Linked DNA regions of Homo sapiens: region 1 is linked to region 2. Evidence: chromatin loops called from intact Hi-C (ENCODE). Cell type or tissue: endothelial cell of umbilical vein. All regions are shown on one strand. Each heading gives the region's core, and the rest is flanking DNA. Links, peaks and the distances in the headings are about the cores only.

Region 1 (11,294 bases), core at 1,552-9,551, 56 kb after region 2:
AATAGACACCATCCTATGAGCTCCCTCAGCCATGTCCTGCCACACTTCCAACATGTGTCCCCATCCACCATCTGTTTTCTTATTGCTGCATCCTACCCAGGCCCTGATCTCTGGACCCATTGTTGTATAATTAAGAATTTGGGGCTGGGCATGGTGGCTGTGGCTCACTCCTGTAATCTCAGCATTTTGGGAGGCTGTATTAGTCAGGATTCTCAAGAGGGATAGAACCAATAGGATATATATATATGATACATATATATATATATACCTGTATATAATAGGATATTATATATCTGTATATAATAGGATATTATATATCTGTATATAATATACAATAGGATATATATATATGTCTGATACATATATATATATCTGAGTTTATTAAGGAATATTGACTCACATGATCACAAGTTAAAGTCCCACAATTGGCCATCTGCAAGCTGAGGAGCAAGGAAGCCAGTCTGAGTCCCAAAACCTCAAAAACAGGGAAGCCAACACTGCAGTCTTCAATCTGTGGTTGAAGGTCCAAGAGTCCAAAAACTGAAGAACTTGGAGGCTGATGTTCGAGGGTAGGAAGCATTCAGCATGAGAGAAAGATGTAGGCTGGAAGACTAAGCCAGTCTAGTGTTTCCCTGTTCTTCTGCCTCCTTTTATTCTGACCACACTGGCAGCTGATTAGATTGTGTTTACCTGGATTGAGGGTGGGTCTCCCAGTCCACTGGGAAAGGGTGGACTTTCCCAGTCCACTGACTCAAATGTAATCTCCTTTGGCAACACCCTCACAGACACACCCAAAAATAATACTTTGTATCCTTCAATCCAATCAAGTTGACACTCAGTATTAACCATCACAGAGGCCAGGGCAGAATGATTGCTTGAACCCAGGAGTTTGAGACCAACCTTGGCAACACAGGGCGATCCCATCCCTACAAAAAAAAAAAGTTTAAAAATCAGCCAGGATAATTAGCCATTTTCTGTGGTCCCAGATACTTGGAAGGTTAAGGTGGAAAGGTCACTTAAGCCTGGGAAGTTGAAGCTGCATTGAGCTGTGATCTGTCGTTGCACTCTAGCCTGGGCAACACAGCAAGACCCTGTCTCCAAAAAAAAAAAAAAAAAAAAGAATTTGATCTATGTCCCAGGTTCCTGACATGGAGCTTCTAAAACTGTTGGAATTTTCTGAGTAATATAAGTGTCTTTGTTATGTTAATGAGCTAACTCATGGCAGGGCCTGTAGATAGCTTCAGGATGGGGTCTAGTCCCTGAAAAGACCAAAAAGGTAATTAGAGTTGGGGCTTTGAGCCACATGATATTAGCCAACCCTTCAGACCTCTAGGGAGAAGAGGGACACTGGAGATTGAGTTCAAGTACATGGCCAATGATTTAATCAATGATACCTATGTAATGAATCCTCCCTAAAATCTCTGGACATTGGAGCTCAGAGGAACTTCCTGGTTGATGAGCACTTGATGTGCTGGGAGGGTGGTGCATCCTGATTCCTTGAAGGTAGGACGCAGAAGCTCTGTTTTTTACTAGTCCTCTCTCTATGTGTCTCCTCATTTGGCTAGTCCTTCTGATTTGTATCCTTTATAATAAAATTGTAATAATAATGATAGCATTTTCTTGAGTTCTATGAGTTGTTATACCCAGTTATTGAATCTGAGAGAATTGTGGGAATTTTTGAACTTATGGCAGTCATTCAAAAAACATGAGTGGCTTGGGGACCCCTGAAGTGTGCCTGGCATCTGACGTAGAAGCAGTCTTGTTGGGGACCATGCTCTTTAACTTGTAGAGTCTACACAAACTCTGGGTGGTTAGTACTGGAATTGAATTGCAATACATCTGGCTGGGGTTTAAACAGAAGGCCCGTGTTCTCAGGGACCTTGCTCTTTTGTGCTCTGTCTCTGTCTCTCTCTCTGTCCCTATCTCTATCTCTGTCTGTCTCTCCTTTAACTTTGTACTCTACTTGTTTCTCCTCACCAGACCCACTCAAGTCTTGCTTATCTAAAGCAAAACAAAATAGTGAAGGCCGTAACTCCTTCATTAGTATTCTCCTCACCTTCTGCTTTGTTTCTCTTGAAAGAGTGCCTTCACTTACTTCTCCTCCCACTCATCAGCCCTCAACAATTTTGCTTCTTCCTACTACTTAAGCAAAACTTCTTTCATAAAAGTTATTCTTATTCACATAGTCAATGAATAATTCTAAGCTTAAAAAAAAAATCCGTGAGTTTCTCTGCAGCATTTCATACTATTTGACAATTTTCTTTCCTTCTTGAACTACAACCCCCTCCCACCCCAGTTTCTGTAATACTGCACCGGGATTCCTTTGTCTATTCCTCTCTCAGTCTCCTGTATAATCTTCTTTTGTCTACCCCTTCTAAACTGCACGTATTGTCCATTCCCCACCCTCCTCCTCGATTCCTAGTCCATGAATGTCTTACCATCCACCCAGATACCTGGGCGTGTCACCTTGAGTATGTCTTCTCACTCACCACTCTAACCCCACATCTGATCACTCATTGTATTTGATTCCTTCTGCCTCCCACATGCCTTGTGTCTCTGTGCATTTATATCCTCTGCCTCTGTGATTGCCACAGTCCACACAAAAACAGCTTACTTCCTCAACAGTCTCTCTGCTTCAAGTTTTGTGACCCTCCTACCTGTTCTTCATCTCACAGCCAGGGTGATATTTCCAAAACAGACGCAATCATGTAGAGCCCGAGTCCTGGCCCATGGCAGGTGCCAGTGACCTTTTACTGCATGCTTGAATGAATATTATATCCCTGCTTAAAACCCCCAATAGTCTCCCACGGCTCTTTGCATCCAAGCTCTTTGACACAATTTCAGGTTCTCCTGACTTGGCCGTTGCACGCTTCTTTCACTGGCCTTGAATAGGTCATGCTTATCCTTCCTCTATCTGAAACACCCTCCTTCCCTTCAGCTGGGTAACTGGAACTTATCCCTTTGATGTCAGCTTTCATAGGCTTTTTCCTGCCCTATCTGCTATATGGTTGCAGGTCACTTCCTGCTCCACCTATTGTATATTTATTACATTTTATTGCAATTGTTTGTAGTACAGATTTACACACCCACCATCAGTATCTCAGCAGCCACGTCAGTGCACACGTCTGGTAACACTTGGTGAGGTCAGACTTGCAAAGTGTTGACACTGTATTTGGTATAAAATCGTATCTTATTGTGGCTTAATTTTCACTTCTATAATTTTTAATGAGGTTGGGCATTTAAAAAAATGTTTCCTAGCCATTTGTATTTACTCTTAAAAAATATATGTTAGAAAACTGAGAGAATGTATTTATTCTTTTATGAAATGTATATACTTTTTCCTGCTGGGCTATTTTTTTCTTATTTATTTGTAGGAGTTTTTGTTTTTGTTTTCGTTTTTTTGACAGTCTTACTCTGTCACCGAGGCTTACAGTGATGTGAGCTCAGCTCACTGCAACTTCTGTTTTCTGGGCTCAAGTGATTCTCCTGCCTCAGTTTCCTGAGTAGCTGGGATTACAGGCACCCGCCACCATGCCTGGCTAATTTTTGTATTTTTAGTAGAGACGGAGTTTTGCCATGTTGGCCAGGCTGGTCTTGAACTCCTGACCTCATGTGATCCGCTGGCCTCCCAAAGTGCTGAGATTCCAGCGTGCGCGGCCATACCCGGCCGGGAGTTCTTTATATATTCTGAAAACTAATCCTTTGTGAGACATAAGTGTTGTAAATATTGTATCCCAGTTTGTGGCATGTATTTTTAATTTTTAATGGTGTCTCTCAATGAAAAAAGCTTAACACTTAAATGAGGTCAAATTGATCACCTTTTTATTTATGGTTGATTCCTTTGGTGTCATGTGTAAGGAATGTTGTTCCTTCCTGTCCCAAAGTTGCAAAGATTTCTTGTGTATTTTGTCCTAAAAGTTTTAAAGTTTTGCTTTTCCCATCTGTGCACATTTCACATTTGCTACATCTCACTGACTGCTTCCTCTGCTGCAGAGCAAGCTCCATGAGAGCAGGAGGCATGGGTCCTGCTTCTTGTTGGTCCCCAGAGCCCTATGTCATGACTAGGACCTGGCAGGGGACTAGTGAGTAGCTCCTGACTAACTGACTCAATGAATGAATGATTGGATGATTGAACAAAGTGGTATGGGAGTTCACAGCGAGTAAGAGATGCCTTAGAAGAGATGAAGAAGGAGATGGTATAGGGTAGTGGTTCTCAATTCTGGGTCCATGGTGGACTCACCTGGGGACCCTTAAAATGTACCGTGGAGGATCCCAGCCCAAGAGATTCTGTATGACTGGTCTAAGATGTGGTCTGGGCACCAGGTGATCCCAGTGTGCAGCCAGGCCTGAGGCCACTGGATTTGGTGGTAAATGAGGTAGCTATCAAGGGTACAGACGTTGGTTGCCAACAGGCTTGGGCTTGAATTTAAGCTTTGTCACTGACTTGCTGTGTCCTCCTGCACTCGTTGAGCCTGTTTTCTCACCTGAGAGATGGGTGTGATAACACCTACCTGCTGTAGTTGTTGTGAGAGTTAGAGGAGATAAGCATGTTCCTGGAATGAAGTGTGTTCTTAATCCATCATAGGTTTTTTGCTTGTTTGTTTGTTTGTTTGTTTGTTTTTTCCTTTTCAAGAATGAGGTTGAGCCAGACTTTGACAGCTGGGTGGGAAGTGAACATGTGGTGATTGGGAGAGAAGGGCAGTTTATGTGAAGGGAATGTAATAATTAGAGAGTGGGCGTGGGAAGACATGCTGGGGAGAGTGAGCAGGCCGGTTAGCCCTGGTAGAGGGTGCAAGAGAGCAGTGCGGAATCTGCCAGGGAGACAGGTGGGTGACCAGGGTGCCAAGGGTGTGGCTTTTCCCAGGTTCCCATGGACACAGCCATCCTCCCAGATGCCCAGCCTAGCTGTGAGTGAGCAAGAGTTCTGGATTGTCTCTCTCACTCTGTCTTTTTCTCTCATTCCAGAAACAAAGCAGTGACTGGTACTTAGGAGGAGAATCAGGTCAAGTTGGGAGAAACTTGCTTCTGCTCAGGGGAGCAGAAGCAAGAATGGAGGCCCCACCCATGCTGGAAGATGATGAGGGTTTTGGTTCAGGGAGGAGGAATATTGGGGATCTAAAGGGGCCTGGGAGTGGGGCAGGACCCTGCCTTAGGACAGGTAGAAACATTTTCTATAAAAAATGGGGTGGAGGTTGATGGTAGGACCAGGCATCTTTAGTTGGCTCCCTGGAGTGTCAAGCCCTTGAGATGGTCTTTAAAAGCCATGCAGTGGGGTTTGAATCTGGTGTTCAAGCTCATAGGTTATTAACATAATGACACTTGGAAACTATTTGGGAGAGCTCAAGTGAGTGGCCTGGAAGTTCTGTGTTGGTGCAGGAGGTGACTTAGGATGTGCTGCTCCAGACTCATATCTTTGACTGCACACCTGATGCTTCATCTGGCTATCCTGTAAGCACCTTCAACTTAACATGTCCTACACAGAACTCTTGATATTCCTGTTCCTCCCCCAGTTCCTCAGTTCTTACCAAATGTTCTTCCAGTTACCCAATTGCTCAAGTAAAAAATCTAAGTCCTTCTCTTGGATTTCTGCCTGTTCCCTCAACATCCCACCTATCCATGAGTGTTCTGTGGGCCCTGCCTCTGAAATAAATCCTGCCTTTGTCTCCCAGTTCACTCCAGCCACCCATCCTGGGGCTGCACCCTCCTCCTTCCAAGCCCTCTCCCTTTCCTTCCTGGTGCTGCCTGTCATGTCAAGCATATGCATCAGTGCGACCAGGACATTTGAAATGCAACCAGTACAATTGGGCGCGGTTATGCCTACCAGTTTTTCTTCCTTAAACATTTTATATTTATGTTTGAAAGCATGCCACCTTTCTTCACTTGCCAACTTGACAGATTTATTAGTTGACAACATCCGCTGATAGCATCAGTAATAAGTTAATTGTTTTTGCACATGTAGCTTTAATTATTCTCATTATCATTTATAGGAGTTATTCTTTGTAAAGGGTAACTGAGTTTTCCAAAACAAACAGAAATTTGGGGTGTGCCCATGGAGCGTGACTCATGAAATCAGATTCTTAGAAGGACCTCGGCAAGTCTCTGGGTTGCTGTTAATGAGCCTGGCTGGCTGCCAGGGGTGTGTCTGCCCTTTATGAGGCCACGACTGTTCAAATGCTTGCCTGCAGCATTACTTGCCTAGGTAGTGCTTGTTTCTACTGAACTGTCAGGGATCCAATTCTTTGTGGTCTAAGTAACAATACTCAGATTCACAAGGAATTGATTAATAAGCCAGAATGCCAATGTATTACATTTTTGATGAAGACCATATTTACAGTGATTGTATCTGCTCAAGCTCAAATTAGGATTAGAGTTCTGACAAATACATATGTGAGAAGTATGAGGTTAAATACTTGAAATTTGGACTTTTCTAGAAAATCTGAATGTGATTGCCATTCACATACCTTTCTGGGGATGATGATTCTTGTACTTTTATTTTAAAAGACATAGAAAACTAACTTAAGAATCAGATTGCTTGGCTGGGCACAGTGGCTCATGCCTGTAATGCCAGCACTTTGGGAGGCCAAGGTGAGTGGATTGCTCGAGCTCAGGAGTTTGAGATCAGCCTGGGCAACATGGTGAAATCCCATCTCTACCAAAAATACAAAAAAAAAAAAAAAAACAACCAAAAAGAATAAATTAGCTAGGTGTGATGGTGCGTGCTTGTAGTTCCAGCTACTTGGGAGGATGAGGTGGAAGAATTGCTTGAGCCCAGGAGGCGGAGGTTTCAGTGAGCTGGGGTTGCAACAGTGTACTCCAGCCTGGGCGATAGAGTGAGACTCCGTCTCAAAAAAAAAAAAATCAGATTGCTTTATTGCTGGTTTTCTTTCTAAAACTGAGATTGGGTCCCATCATCCCCTGGCCCCCATTGGTTAATGGTTCCTCCTTTGTCTATTGAATAAAATACAGATGTCTGCTTTTGGCAACATGGTTGAATGTAGACACTGCAGGGTCTTCCTTACTCAAAATGAGTAAGGCTTAGATAAAACACATTTTGAAATGCATTTCTGGATGAACAGCAAGGAAAGGAGATCTCTTAAAATCCTCTTTCTGTCCCCCTCTCCCTACCCCCTCCAAGTGGGCTTAAGTAGGAAGGGTGGTGAGCGGCAGGTAAACACACGTCAAAGGCAGTCTTCCTCTCTGAGGGAAAACACTTGTATAAGCATTGCAATCAATGGGCCTCTTTAATTATGTGCCAGTGGCAAGAGCGGGTGCTGAACCCAGGGGCCTGCCTCAATCCGGGGCCTTTGAGGCAGAATAAAGTGGTCTCAGGTTGTTGGCATTTCCTTGCCCTTCCACCCGAAGCAGACACAAATCCTCTCTGGAGGCAAGTTCCCCAATTCAGCCAGTACAACTCCCACAGACTAAGATCAATCATGTACAAGCTCACAGACAAAGGTCACCAAACACACAGAGCAATAAACAAATTCATGAGTGACGTGAATGAGAATAAACAGAAACAATAACCACCAGCTGGGATGCTCTAAGTCTTCAGCTGTTAGAATTCCTGAATATAGAATAAAACTGCCACAATGGCAAACATGCATCTAGTACTTACTGTGTGCTGGGTTCTAAGAATTTTGCACATTGTGCCAGATACCGACTCAGCTTCACACTCACCCTCCTACTGTGCCCTCTTAATTTGCACTAGATTAAAAGGTAGAAAGGAAGAGGCAGCTATTCTGTTCTTGGCTGTGCCTCTGGCAGCACATGCAAAATGGGCAGTAACAGTGGCAGTCACAGGTAAGTAGCCTTCTCACAGTGTGGAGTTAAAGGCATGGGACTGAGACGAGCAAGGTTCCTAAAGGGACAGTGGCCAGTAGATGACCAGGGGCTACTGGAGTGGCTGCATGGCTCTGTGGAAGCTCAGAGGAGCCTTGGGTCCTGCAGGTGCAGTAGCAGCTTTCTGTAGTTCCTGATCTCTGGGTCCCACAATCTTCCCCGTTTTTGCTCCTCCACTTCTAATTTTGTAACTGACTTCCCTGTGTGTACTTCTCTCTCTGATTGAAATAGCCAGACTGGTTTCTGTTTCCTGATAAGACATTGTCTGGTACGAACACAGTAACTCATTTAATCCGATATCTCTATGAAGGAGGTACAATAATTATTCCTATTTTACAGATGAGGAAACACAGCAGAGAAATAAAGTCAATTGTCTAAGGTTGCACATTTAGTCAAGGGAAGGGTTGATATAACATATAATTATTTAGAAAACATCTAAGGAAATAAAAGGCATAATTTAAAAATAAAACTAGGCAGGTTTAAAAAAATGAAGTAATCTATAAGTAAAAAAGTATAATTGTTGAAATACATATCTTAGTGGATGGGTTAAATAGCTGAAGAAATGATTAATGAACTGGAAGGTAGTTCTGAGGAAATCAGAATTCAGCATAGATAGAAAAAATGGGAATTTACAAAAGTACACAGGAATTATAAAAGAGGTTAAATTATAGGGAGGGTAGAATGAGAATTAACATTGGTCTAACTGGAATTTTGGAAGAAGAGAATAGAGAGAATGAACAAGGCAATATTTAAAGAGGTGGCTGAGAATTTTTCAGAACCAACACAAACTATGACTTTACCAGTAGAGAAAACAATGTACACTGAGGAGGATAAATAAATATACTATGAACAAATTGTAATAATAATACTCAACAAAGACAAAGAGAAGATCTTAAAATCAGCAAAAAAAGAAAGTCAGACTTAGAAAGAAATGACAATGGCAGACTACTCAACAACAACAATGGAAACCAAATTCAGTGAAACAGTATTTTCAAAATGCGTATTTAATCTATCTTTGAAGAATAAGGGTGAAAAGGGTGAAAATTGCTGCCTTATACAAAATATCAACATTAACAAAAAGTAATGAAGGTAATATAAAAATGTTTTCAAATAAACAAAACTGAGAGAGTTTACCACCAACAAGCATTCATTAAATGGACTTTTAAATGCAGTTTTTAGGAAGAAGGAAAACAATTCCTAAGGAAGGTCTGAGATGCAAAAAGGAATTATGAACAAAGAAATTGTTAAAATTATAGGTGAATTAAAAAAACTGCCTGCATAAATGATAATAATGACAATGATGCTATTAATAATGAGTTGATAAGGATAAAGAAAAGGACAGAATTAAAATACTAGAAAACAAGCATGCTGGAAAGGATTCAGGAATTACTTGAAGGTTAAAGTTCTAGGGTCCTTCTATCCTTCTAGAGGGGAGTCAATATATTAATTTTTGACCGTCACTTACACAGTGAAAAACTTTAAGGATAACCATAAAAAAATAGAAATAGAGAGTATAACTTCTGAAACAGTCAAGGGAAAAATATGGAATAAGAAAACTGACCAAAAAACATCTCAGTCAATCAAAAAAAAAAAAAAAGAAAGAAAAGGTTCGGAAGGAGAAAATCAAAGCATAGAAAAAGCGGGACAAATAGAAGTGGAAAAGAAAAAGGTAGAAGAAACAGGTCCAGAAATATCACTGATGCACTAAATCACCATTAAAAGATGAAAACAAATGAACAACATCAAAAAATTCTAGTGACTGTAGTAGTGCTGATCAGAATAGGCTCTAAGATAAGATGCATTATTGTGAGTCAACTTGTGATGATGAAAGGTTTAATTCACCAGAAAGACACAATTATAAACTTGTAATCAAATAGTTTTATTTTATTTACTTTATTTATTTATTTTTTTTGAGACAGGATCTTGTTCTGTTGCTCAGGCTGGAGTGCAGTGGCTTGATCTCAGCTCACTGCAGCCTCCACCTCTTGAGGCTCAAGCTTTCTTCCTGCCTTAGCCTCATGAGTAGCTGGGTCCACAGGCACACACCACCAAGCCCTGCTAATTTTTGTATTTTTTGTAGAGATGGGGTTTCACCATGTTACCAGGCTGGTCTCAAACTCCTGGGCTCAAGCGATCTGCCCCCCTCGGCTTCCCAAAGTGTTGGGATTATAGGCGTGAGCCACGGTGCCTGGCCTCAAATAACTATTTAAGTGAAACAAAACTAGTATGGCACTAATGAAAAATGTATAAATCCATAATCGCAGAGGGATTTCAACTTACTTCTTTCGATTATGTAAAGGTCAAACAGACAAAAGACAATGACAAAACTTAATGCAATGAACACTTTTGATTTAATGAACATATATTGGATATGTACCCAAGAATTAGAGAATACATACTAGTTTTGAGTTTATGCAGAACATTTACAAAAATTTAGTGGAAGCCTAAATTATAAAAAGTTGCTGTCACGTAGAATAACACACAAACCCCTGAGTCCGGAATTCAAAGCCCTCCACACTCTCCTCTACCTTTGCATCTTTATCCTCCACCACACTGCAGTGCATACTCTGGGCTACTACTCACTGTTCTTGATTCAAATTCCATGTTCTGTCAGCTCAAATCATTCTCTCTGCCTGGAATAACTACTTCATACATATTCTGCTATTGAATTCTTGTCTTAGCACCCCATCTACTCCAAGACGATGTCCAGTTGGGGTTACTCCCTGTCCCATTTTCTTTGATTACACTTTTTTTTTCTACTTCCATTATATTATTGATCACATCTGTGCCACAGTTTTTGACTTTGTGTCTGCTTTTACTCTTTTCTAGACCCTGAGAGCTCCTGAAGGGTTGGGTCATTTCTTTTTTATTTGCTCATTCCTCATGGCACAGTGAGTGCTTAATAAATGGCTATTGACTGAAATTAAACTGTATCTAAATGGACATATTCCACTTCTGGGCCATTCATTCTTTCTTTCTATTGGAACCAGGAGATGGGGAACCATAACAAAGGTAAGGTTGTGCCATGTGAAAGAACATGGAACCTTCCCCTGAGGGCCAAAAAAGAGCAGGGAAAGGTGCAAAGACAAAATCTTCCATTTTTAAACAATGTAAGAATGTGGTCCACCTCATGCTCAGGTGGGACTTTATCATGACGTTATTTTTGGGGACTTATAGCTGCATCATTTACCCCATATACATTTACCTTTAGTGTAGGGAACTGAGGACAGGAATTTTGTTGATGCAGACTCTTGCTAATGAGGCTAACACTTGGAGAATTTTTATCATGCATTCAAGAAGCTTGTTTTACATTTCTTCATTAATACTTTAGTTGGTGGTTTAGCTTTAGTTGTAGGCTTATCAGATATTTGGAGATATCTTCATAAACGATGGCTTTGGTTTTAGAAGAGTTATTCTGAAGCTACTATTTCTGGCAATAATCAAACAGCATGGCC
Region 2 (11,294 bases), core at 1,131-9,130:
CATTATGGTAGACACTCAGTGGGCCATTTAATCGGGAAAAACATGTGTTCTTCAAGTTCTACAAACTTTATTACTTCCTTTTTCTTGTGTCTTTCTCTGGTCTGTTTTCAGCCCCGAGTCTCTTAGATCTGTCCTCTAATATTCCTATTGACTTTACTTCATTTTCTAAGTCTTTATCCTTTTGCTTTACTTTCCGAGAGACCTGCTTAACCTTATCTCCCAACTCTTTTATTGAATTTCATTTCTTTTACTATATATTTTTTACTTTGAATACACCTCTCTCTTCCTCACATTTTCCCCCATAGTATTTTGTCTTCAATTGACAGTTCTACTATCTTATTACTCTGGAGATATTAATAATAGTTTTTAAATTTTTATTTATTTTTATTTTCAAAACAGTGTCTTACTCTGTCACTCAGGCTGGAGTGCAGTGGTGTGATCATGGATCACTGCAGCCTTGATCTCTGAGCTCAAGCTATCCTCCTGCTTCAGCCTCCCAAGTAGCTGGAACCACAGGCATGTGTCACCATACCCAGCTAATTTTTTTGTTTTTGAGGTGGAGTCTCACTCTGTAGCCCGGTCTGGAGTGCAGTGGTGCAATCTGGGCTCACAGCAACCTCTGCCTCCTGGGTCCTGGTTCAAGCAATTCTCCTGCCTCAGCCTCCTGAGTAGCTGGGATTACAGAAACACACTACCATGCCCAGCTAATTTTTGTATTTTTGTAGAGACAGGGTTTCACCATGTTGGCCAGGCTGGTCTTGAACTCCTGACCTTGTGATCTGCCCACCTTGGCCTCCCAAAGTGCTGGGATTACAGGCGTGAGCCACTGCACCCGGCCACTAATTTTTAAATTGTTAATAAAGACGAGGTCTTGCTATGTTGCCCAGTATGGTCTTGAACTCCTGGGCTTAAGTAATCCTCCTGCCTCAGCCTCCCAAAGTGTTGGGATTACAGGTGTGAGCCACTGAATCTGACATTTTTTAAAAGTTTTCTTCTCTTTACCAAGTCTTTTTTCCCCTTTCTGCTTTTTTGGGTTGTTTTATTTTGATCTCTATCTTGCTAGAAACTTTCTGCAGACGTTTAGTAATACTAGATTTTTGAGAGTGGGCAACTGGAAAGCTGATTGGAAACTCTGAATACATGGGTGAGGCTTGTTGGCTGTGAGTGTCATTGCTTGATGTCCTGGCAAGGCCAATGGGTTTGGGACCCCTACTATTAGTATAGGCCTGATTCCCTGGGAAAGGCTCTTTTGATCTCCTGCCTGGAGGATAAAGGCCTGGCTACCAGCCTTCTGTGTGTAATGTGAGGGAGAAGGGCTGGAGTATTCAACATCATGCTGAATCCTTTCAATGATCATCTTGTTTTTAGTAATCTCCTACCTTAACTCTCTGTCTTCTGCTAGTATGGGAAAGATGACCTGAAAATCTAACCATTTATTTTTCCCCCATTAATATCATTTTATGATTATTCAGAAGTTAAATAATTGTCATGCTGTCCTCCAAAAAGACTGAATCAACTAGCAACAAATAAGAATTTTCTCACAGCTCTGCCAGCATTTTAAAAGAATAGCTTTATTGAGCCCAGGAGGTCAAGGCTGCAGTGAGCTGTGATTACACCACTCTACCCCAGCCTGGGTGACAGAGCAAAACCCTGTCTCAAAAAAGAAATTTAAGGAACAGCTTTATTGTTGTAAAATAGACATACAATAAACAGAGCACATATTTAAATTGTGCAACTTATACTTTGATATAACCCTGTGAAAACATCACCACAATCAAGATAGTGAATATATTTATCACCTCCTGATACAGTTTAGCTCTGTGTCCCCACCTAAGTCTCATGTTGAATTGTAATCCCCAATGCTGGGGGAGGGGCTTTGTGGGAGGTGATTGAATTGTGGGGGTGCACTTCCCCCTTGCTGTTCTTGAGATAGTGAATGAGCTCTCATGAGCTCCCCTTCACTCACTCTCTTTCCTGCTGCCATGTGAGGATGTGCTTGCCTCTTCTTTGCCCTTCTGCCATGATGTGTTTCCTGAGTCCTCCCTAACCATGCCTCCTGTACAGCTTGCAGAACTGTGAGTCAGTTAAATCTCTTTTCTTCATAAATTACCCAGTCTCAGGTGGCTCTTTATAGCAGTGTGACAAGGAACTAATATACCTCCTAAGTTACCTCAAGCTTCTTCTTAATTCCTTCTCCTCCCTTCCTTCATTGCCAAGCAAACAACCACCTGTTTTCTGTCACTATAGATTAGTTTACATTTTGTGGGTTTTTTTTTTTTTTGAGACAAGGTCTCACTCTGTTGCCCAGGATGGAGTGCAGTGGTGCGATCATAGCTCATTGCAGCCTTGAACTCCTAGTTTCAAGTGGTCCTCCCACTTCAGCCTCCTGAGTACCTGGGACTACAGGGGTACACCACCACAACTGGCTTAAAAAATTTTTTAAATAAAAATGGGGTCTTGTTATGTTTCTCAGGCTGGTCTCGAACTCCTCGCCTCAAGCAGCCCTCCCTCCTTGGCCTCCCAAATTGTTGGGATTACAGGCATGAGTCATGACTCCTGGCCTAGTTTACATTTTCTAGAGTTTTGTATAAATGGAAACATACAGAATGTATTTTTTTGCGGAGTGGGGGAGTGTTTCTATTTCTTTCTTTCTTTTTTCTTTTTTTTTTTTTTTTGAGACGGAGTCTCGCTCTGTCTGTTGCCCAGGCTGGAGTGCAGTGGTGCGATCTCGGCTCACCGCAAGCTCCACCTCCCGGGTTCAAGCAATTCTCCTGCCTCAGCCTCCTGAGTAGCTGGGACTACAGGCGCCCGCCACCACACCTGGCTAATTTTTTTTGTATTTTTGGTAGAGACGGGGTTTCACCATGTTAGCCAGGATGGTCTCGATCTCCTGACCTCGTGATCTGCCCGCTTCGGCCTCCCTAAGTGCTGGGATTACAGGCGTGAGCCACCGTGCCCGGCCCAAGTGTTTCTATTTCTTAACCAGCTTTCATGCAATCTTTTTTTATTTTACCATCTCTGTGATCCCACTCCCAAAGGTACTAGATGTCGATTGGTCCTTAGGATCAGCTACCATTTGCCCAACTGCTTTCCAGCCTTCCAAAAATTTTTTTCTTTTTTTCTTAAAGATACTCCTGTGTGAGGCTCAGAACTCTTGAATTGCTACTGCAAATATGAACTCGGTGATGTGAATGCCAGGGAATTGCCTGATTGATCAAAGAAATGTATCCCCTTCTCCCTCACTCTTGCTGTCTTCTCATTTGTTTTCCCCATCCTTGTGGATTCGTGAATTTAAATATCCCTTTAATGTTATAATATTTTAATGGCGTTTGGCGAAAAGTACAGAATTAGGTGCAAGAGTGCATAGCTGTTATTTTTTTTTTTGGCCTCTGAGACTGTTCATATATGCAAGTTATTTAACAGAAAGTTCTGCAGTGACCTGAGATGTCAGGGGGGTCTGATAGAGTACGTTTGAAGGCAGTTACTGGAAAAAAATAATGCCATTTCTGGTTTGTACTTCGGTAAGTTCAGATGACCCAATATATTGTTTACATGTGGCATTCAGTAAAAAAGTAGCTTCCCCTCCCTTTCTTCTTCCTTTTCTCCTTTCCTGCTTCTATAAAGCATCTGCTTTGGGAAACTTCTTAGGAGGAGAGCTTGCCAGCCCGTGGGTAATGGAGAGGTCTTGCAGAGATAAAAGAGATGCTCCCACTCAATGCAGGATGGTGTGGAGGTAAATGGGGATATGTCTGGCATCACTCAGGAATGGGCCTTCCTGGCAGGGAAGAGAAGGGAGGGGAAAGAGGAAGGGAGTCAAAGATGAATTGCTGAATACGGGGATTCCAGGGCCTGGAGCCAGGAAGAGAACTTTGGGAGGTGTGAACCTGGAGGGCATCAGCTGATGAGGAGCAGCCTGAAGTCCGGGGAGGACCTGTTTTTGGTGGCCAGGAAGAAAGTGCCTTCCACACACAGGGAGGCCACAAGGCTGATGGGCTGGGGGTTGGAAGGACAGCCCTAGGACAGGCTTGGGAAGCAGGCTCAGGTAGGGACTGTGAGGTTCTTGTTGAGTCTTTTTCATTCCTGGTCTTAGAAAATAGAATCCAAGGCCTCTTGAGAGTGGAAGGTGGGTTGGGAGGAGGGCAGATGGGGCTTAGGCCCAGGACACCCGTAGAGCTACTGCCCAGCTGTCTCTCAGGGACTCTGCTGAGGTCACTCCAAGGATCATTCTTAGCCTTGCTAGACAGTACTGACAGAGGGAACCGTAGTATCGCACCCACTTCCTTCTCTTTCAATGAAAGTTTAAAGGTCACCATTTCCTCTGGCAAAGGAAGTTCCACAAATATTCCATTTCCGGTCTTAGAAACAGCAAGGTATCAAGCAATTGCAAACTTCCTGTGCTGGGGAATTCCCAAGGAAGTAGGGGCAGAGTTCTGGTGGAGACAAAGTGAATTCCGAGTGATTAGTCAGTAGCAGTAGCAGTAGCAGTAGCAGTAGCAGTAGCAGTAGCAGTAGCAGCAGCAGAACCAGAATTTCCCCGCACGTGTCTCAGGCTCTCATTTGCCAACTCAGTCTCTAAGTATTTTTATTGGCAGGAAAAATAAAATAGCTATGAGTGAAATAATTCATTAGACCTGAGCCTCCATCAATTTTGTGTTTAAAGGCCTGACTCTCTTTACCTTTCCCTGGGATGGAAGATGCAAATGTTCCTGATGTCACTGTCAAAAAAGAAGAACCAGTGGGTATATTGTATGCTTGAGTTCCAGCCATTTGTCACAATAGATAGAGATGACTGCCATGTGTGTAGACTTTCTATAGACTGTGTGCTAAACCCGACCTGCCACTTCCAAGGAGTAGATGAGGAATGTCCATGGTTCTGGGGAGCCCTACCCCAATTTGGGGCAGACATTCCAAAGCTCATTTTCTGTGGAGGGGGTTGATGGTTAAAGGACGGCCTGGGAGTAACTCGTCTGTACTAGGGCCCAGGAGAGTTACATGCTGCTTCCCATGTTATTCATCATTCCCCCATGTGAATAGCTATGGCGTGAGGTCCAAGGTTAGGGCCTTTCTACCATAAATGGGGGAATAAAATTCCCCTACCAGCCTGAGAAGTTTCTGTTATAAAGAGGCCTTTTTTTTTGCGGGGGTGGGGGAGCAAGCCGACTAATGTGTTATTTCCATACGGTTTGTTTTAAAATGTAGACGTCATATGCAGGAGAGGTGGTGTAGTGAGTCACAACGGGATTAGAAGGACCAGTCCGAAAAGCAGAAGAGGGTCAAGTTCAGGGCACGGAGGACTACTGCATTCAGTGGCGTGAAAGGCAGATGGCTGAACAGGAGGGGGACATTACATTGCTTGTTCTCCTTGAGCCTCGATTTCCTCATCTAAAAAGAGGGTCATTTATTCACAGAACATTTATTAAACTTGTGCCAGGCACCGTGCCAGGAGCTGGACTAAAAATTAAATCCACCCCTGTGAGCTGCTCTGAAGGCTAAAATATGAAGTATGTAAAAGTAACCAAGTGCTGTACACATGCAGCTATTCAATGACTGTGTGGGCATTGCGGCAGATTTTAATTTTCTTTTTTATTTCTTTCTCTTTAGTGAGAGGTGTTGGTTGTTATTATTGTCGTCGCTGTAACTGTCTATTTCACTTGCTTTTTTGTTGCCTCCAGCCCATTCCAGGGCTGTCATCTAGGACACTTCTTATCACCTAAATAACCGGGGAGGCAAAGCGCTTTCTTAAGAGATGGATCCAGAAGAACAATGCTGGTTTTCTGTACAAAAAGGGGCTGTGGGAAGTAGAGATAAGAAGGGAATTGGCCAAGATGAATGTACAGAGCCTTATTTTTTTTATAACACAGCAAGATTAGATACAAAACAGGACAATAGCATCATCTGTTTTTATAACTGGAAAGGACCTCACTTTACAGGTGGGGAAGAATAGAGTGGAGAAGTGAAGAGAATGGTCACAGAGTCAATCAGCATGTCTGCGTCAAAGCTGGGATTCCCGATTCAGGGCTCTTACTACAGTGACGTATGGCTAATATTTTGGCATTGTTTCGGGGAAAAGCTGAAGCCCTGATGGTGTACGTCACTCTTGAGATAGTCTGTAGTCCAGCAGGGAGGAAAGCAAGGAAGGGAGGTGGAGGCAGCATTTTTGGGTGTAACATTTCGTTCTTGTTTTGTGGCCAAATCATAGTGTGATTGGGACAAGCCACTGCCTTTCTCTGAGCCTCCACTTTCTTTTTCTTCTTAAGAGGGAGGGAATAGTAGAGTAAAAGTAGTCATTTTATCAAACACCTGCTATTTTGGAGCCATATTGCAAGTGGGTTGGGGGTTGAACAGTTGGCTTTATTACCCATAGGATTAAATCCAACCTCGATACTGTGGCATTCCCAAACTCCAGTCTAATCTTCTTCTCCATCAGCCATGCCCCACGACACCCTGGTCATATCTGATGTTGCCCCTTGCACTTGCCCCCTCCTTATCTTTGCTTTCTGACCTACCATATGGCTATTGGTTGAAATTCTCATTTTCCAGGGCCTTGCTTAAATATCATCTCATCCATTAAAACTTTCTTGAACCTCCCCTTGCCCTGTTCCTCCCTAATGTCTCAAGCCAGAATTTATTTCCTTTTGTGGCCAAGGGACTGGGTTTGTGACCTCTCTCACGAGACTTAATATTGAGACCAAACGTCTTTAGACCTCACCAGCCAGAGAGATGAGCATCTATGGAATGCAGGCTTTTGCCTGGACTTGCTGATGCAGGGCCTCTGCCTTCCTCCAGGGCCTCTCCTGCTGTTTTAGGAATTTCCCTCATGGCACAGTCCATGAGCTCAGGGTCAAGTTCATACATGTTTTTACTTCTTCTACTCTGCAAATGGTCTTCTTGAACTCTGAGGGTCCTAAAGCTGCTCTGCAGTTTGTGGGGTGAGTAGAAAGGGGCTTTCAAAAGTTGTGCTGTTGTTTCCCACCCCAATAGCATGAAACACAAAGATGCTTACAAATAGCTGCCTTGCTTTCTAGTCCCAACTTCTCTCTCCTGAGGCTTTAAAACAAGTCCCCTAGGTTGAGCTGGACTGGAGTTGTATCCTATCTTCATTATCTGTCTACTCTCTTTCTGCTCTCTAGAGAAGATATTATATATGTGTGTATGTATGTGTAAATATATAATATCCATATATAGAACATATATTGTTATATTTACATATACATACATAACATATGCATGTATTCATATATACATATGTAGTATCAAAGTTGGAATTAAACTGTATATTTTGTAATTTGCTTTTATTTGCATCTATCACTGTAAAATGAATATTTATCCATACCGTAAGATATTCTTCAATGTATTTTTTTTTTTTTTGAGACAGGGTCTTGCTTTGTTGCCCAGGCTGGAGTGCAATGACCCGATCTTGGGTCACTGCAGCCTTGACCTCCCCGGCTCAAGTGATCTTCCCACCTTAGCCCTCTGAGTAGCTGGGACTAGAGGTGTGTGCCTCCACACCCAGCTTTTTAATTTTTTTTGTATTTTTTTTTTAGAGACAGGGTTTTGCCACATTGCCCAAGCTGGTCTTGAGCTCCTGGGTCCAAGCAATCCTCCCACTTTGGCCTCCCAAAGTGCTAAGATTACAAGCATGAGCCACCACACCTGGCCTCAATGTAATTTTTAATGGCTGTATAGTATTCCATCATGTGGTTGTACCCAAAATTATTTAACCAGTCCCCAGTTTATTTCAATTTTTTTTTACTATTTTGAATAATGTTTTAGTAAATACCCACAAAATATGTACAATGGCTGGGCTTAGTGGCTCACCCCTGTAATCCCAACACTTTGGGAGTCTGAGGCAGGTGGGTCACCTGAGGTCAGGAGTTCGAGACCATCTTGGTTAACATGGTGAAACCCCGTCTCTACCAAAAATACAAAAATTAGCCGGGTGTGGTGGCACACACCTGTAATCGCAGCTACTTGGGAGGCTGAAGTAGGAAAATCACTTGAACCTAGGAGGCGGAGGTTGCAGTGAGCCGAGATCACACTACTGTACTCCAGCATGGGCAACAGTGAGACTCCATCTCAAAAAAAAAAAAAAAAAAAAAAAAGTACAATTTGTTGTACCTCCCTGATTATTTCTTTTAAGTAGAATTTTCTTATAATTTTTTTTATAAGTAAAATTTTGAATCAAGGGAGAAGCACCTGGAGTCCTTCAGATACCTATTGCCAAACTGAACTTTTCTGTTCCAGGTTTACTACATTCAGCCTGACTCAGGGTTTGGGGAGTAGAGGAGGGGGTGGAGGCAGAGGGCCTCTCCCTGTCCCCACAGACCTCCCTTGGTGAGGTCCAAGTCTGGACAGGTGGAGTGTGGCATTGCACCGTCAGGTCCTGCTTCCTGTAATTCCCCTAAATCCATCCAGTGGAGCCTCATTGTTCAAGTCTTTTTTTTTTTTTTTTTTTTAACTCCCCTGAAGACGGAGTCTCACTCTGTCGCCCAGGCTGGAGTGCAGTGGCACGATCTTGACTCATTTCAACCTCTGCCTCCCAGGTTCAAGTAATTCTCCTGCCTCAGCCTCCTGAGTAGCTGGCACTACAGGCGTGTACCATCACGCCCGGCTAATTTTTTTTTGTATTTTTAGTAGAGACGGGGTTTCACCATGTTGGCCAGGCTGGTCTCGAACTCCTAACCTTGTGATCTACCCGCCTCTGCCTCCCAAAGTGCTGGGCTTACAGGTGTGAGCCACCAGGCCTGGCCTCAAGTCTATTTTTTAACTCCAGGAGGCCTGGTATTCAGAGGGATTAGGGCTGGCAGAAGGGCCTCAAAGCTTTCAAGGCCTGGGGAATAGGCTGCAGCCTGGTTCAGGGTAACCCAAGTGATTTTGGTTCCAAAGGGACAGGAAAAAAAGTGATTGATATGGAAGTTGTCAAAGTGCAACTGTCAAGACATTAAAAAATGTAACCCTTTTACTAATATACAGTAGACTTGTGTTAAATATTTAACTGATTGTAAAAGGAAAAAACCAGACGCAGTTTTCCCTACCATACTGTCACAACACCTCAACACTGAGTTCTTCTGTGACCTCTAGTCACCGAAATGCTTGGGGATTTCTCCCACCACTAGTCCTCCAGCAGCCGACACCAGTTGGGTGTCCTAATTCACTCCAACACTATCTACCTGGAGTTAGCGTTAGATCCCACAGGTTGAGGGCTCAGTCTCACAAGACTGCCTCCCACTTCAGGTGCCAGTTACAAGTGGTAGGTTGTCACCTATGCTTCTGACTGATGGCTATAAATCTGGGTTTGCTTCCCTCGGGTTCCGTGAATTTGCTAGAGCAGCTCACAGAACTCAGGAAAACACTTAAGTTTACCAGTTTATTCTAAAAGATATTACAAAGGATACAGATGAACACCAGATGAAGAGATGCGCAGAGCAAAGCATGTGAGAAGGGGTGTGGAGCTTCCATGCCCCTCTGGGGCACCACCCTCCAGGAACCTTCATGTGTCCAGCTATCTGGGAGCCCTTCCAAACCCTGTCCTTTTTGGGTTTTTAAGAGTGGCTTTATTACGTACACATGATTGACCGAACCATTGGCCATTGGTGACTGACACAACCTTCAGCCCCTCCACTCCCTCCAGTGGTTGGGGAGTGGGGCTAACAGTCTCAAGTCTCCAATCCTGCCTTGGTCTTTCCTGTGACAAACCCCATCATGAAGCTACTGCATTGGGGCTGCCAGCCAGCAGTCATCTATTAGCATGCAAAAGACACTCTTATTATTCCAGAGATTCCAAGGGTTTTTAAAAGCTGTATGTCAGGAAACAGGAGATGAAGAACAAATATATATTTCACAACATCACACTCGTTGGGGGAATTGACAGGATAGCAAAACTGATTAAAGGAGGATAGGAGAGACTGAGATATATATTTCCATATATATATATAGAGAGAGAGAGATATTTCCATATATATATATATAGAGAGAGAGAGAGAGAGAGAGAGAGAGATGATGCAGATATACATATACATATAATCAGTGGAATAAAAAGTGCTGGAATGAGAAGCAAAGTTAGCTGCATGCAGTGGTTTGTGCCTGTAATCCCAGCTATGCAGTAGGCTAAGGTGGGAGAGTCACTTGAGGCCAGGAGTTCAAGACCAGCCTGGGCAACCTAGTGAGACCCTGTCTCAAATTTATTAAAAAATATATATTTTTAAAAGAAGCATAGTTATATACAAATTAGGGCAATAATATTAATTTGTTAAAAAATGAAGCAAAGTTACATACAAAACAGGACAATAATATAACAGTTGGGTTTATCTTTTCTACTGAACAGAAATAATTTTATATTCTGGTGAATAAAAATTACTTGCCACTCATCAATCTTCTGCAAGTTAACAAGTAACTCTACAGAGCCTTGTGTTCAATCAATGGTAAACAGCAAGTCAAACAAAAATACTTTCCTTTACAGAAGGGGTCAGCAAACTATGGCCCATGGGTCAGCTCTGGCCTCTTGCCTGTTTTTGTAATCAAGATTTACTGGAACACAGCCACACTCATTTGTCATGTGTTGTCTGTTGGCTGCTTTCATGTTGTAATGGTGGTTGAGTATTTGTGACAGAGACCTCATGCTCTTCACGCTGAAAAGATTTACTATCTGATCTTTTACAAAAAAAAATTTGTGGACTCCTGCCTGAGAGCATCAGATGCCCCTTGGGCAGGCAGCTTAGACACTAAAAAGGCACACCTACTCTCTTTGCCTTTTCCTCACATTTGGATAATTTTTAACACAGTGTTTTGGCCTTTTCCTTCTTATGTCTGCTGTCATAAGGGCAGTTCTGCCTTAGTCAGTCTAATTGTTTAGACTTTTGTGATGCTAAATCTGTAAAAATGCAGGGATCCAGCCTGGGTGCAGTGCCTCACACTTGTAATCCCAGCACTTTGGGAAGCCGAGGCAGGAGGATCACTTAAGCCCAGGGGTTCTAGACCAGCCTGGGCAACCTGGCAAGACCGTGTCTCTACAAAATAAAAGAAAAAAATTAGCTAGGCATGGTAGCACATACCTGAACTCCCAGCTACTGGGGAGGCTGAGGCAAGAGAATTACTTGAGCCCAGGAGGTTGAGGCTGCAGTGAGCCATGATCATGCCACTGCACTCCAGCATGGAAGACACAAGACCCTGTCTCAGGAAAACAAAAAACAAAAAACAACTAGGGATCTGGGACATGGAGTAGGGATTTTTTTTTTTTTTAATTTAAATCAGAGCAGCCTCCATTCCACAAAATTGAATAAAAGTTCGCTGGGGCA

What was found. Peaks named below come from ENCODE experiments on the same cell type or tissue, not always from the same donor. Only the 100,000 strongest peaks of a DNase experiment are listed, where the experiment ranks them.
Region 1: a loop joins it to region 2, with 3 times the contacts of the local background. A loop is called at or near these places in 11 of 110 quality-filtered maps.

Annotation. Positions count from the first base shown.
Region 1 is chr2:112,863,613-112,874,906 of GRCh38, forward strand. No RefSeq gene overlaps it. Among named protein-coding and RNA genes, the nearest start is that of AMANZI, 29 kb to the left of the region's middle. RefSeq lists a silencer at 2,386-2,586. In endothelial cell of umbilical vein, for the core only: no CTCF peak of the experiment used is centred there; a DNase peak (open chromatin) is centred at 6,059; H3K27me3 peaks cover 894 bases.
Region 2 is chr2:112,807,716-112,819,009 of GRCh38, forward strand. LOC124907871 (a long non-coding RNA gene) reads right to left here. Exons shown (of 2, transcript XR_007087195.1): 2 at 9,354-11,294. Among named protein-coding and RNA genes, the nearest start is that of IL1B, 23 kb to the right of the region's middle. RefSeq lists enhancers at 3,898-5,097, 10,357-10,651. In endothelial cell of umbilical vein, for the core only: no CTCF peak of the experiment used is centred there; DNase peaks (open chromatin) are centred at 4,406 and 5,126; H3K27ac peaks cover 2,523 bases.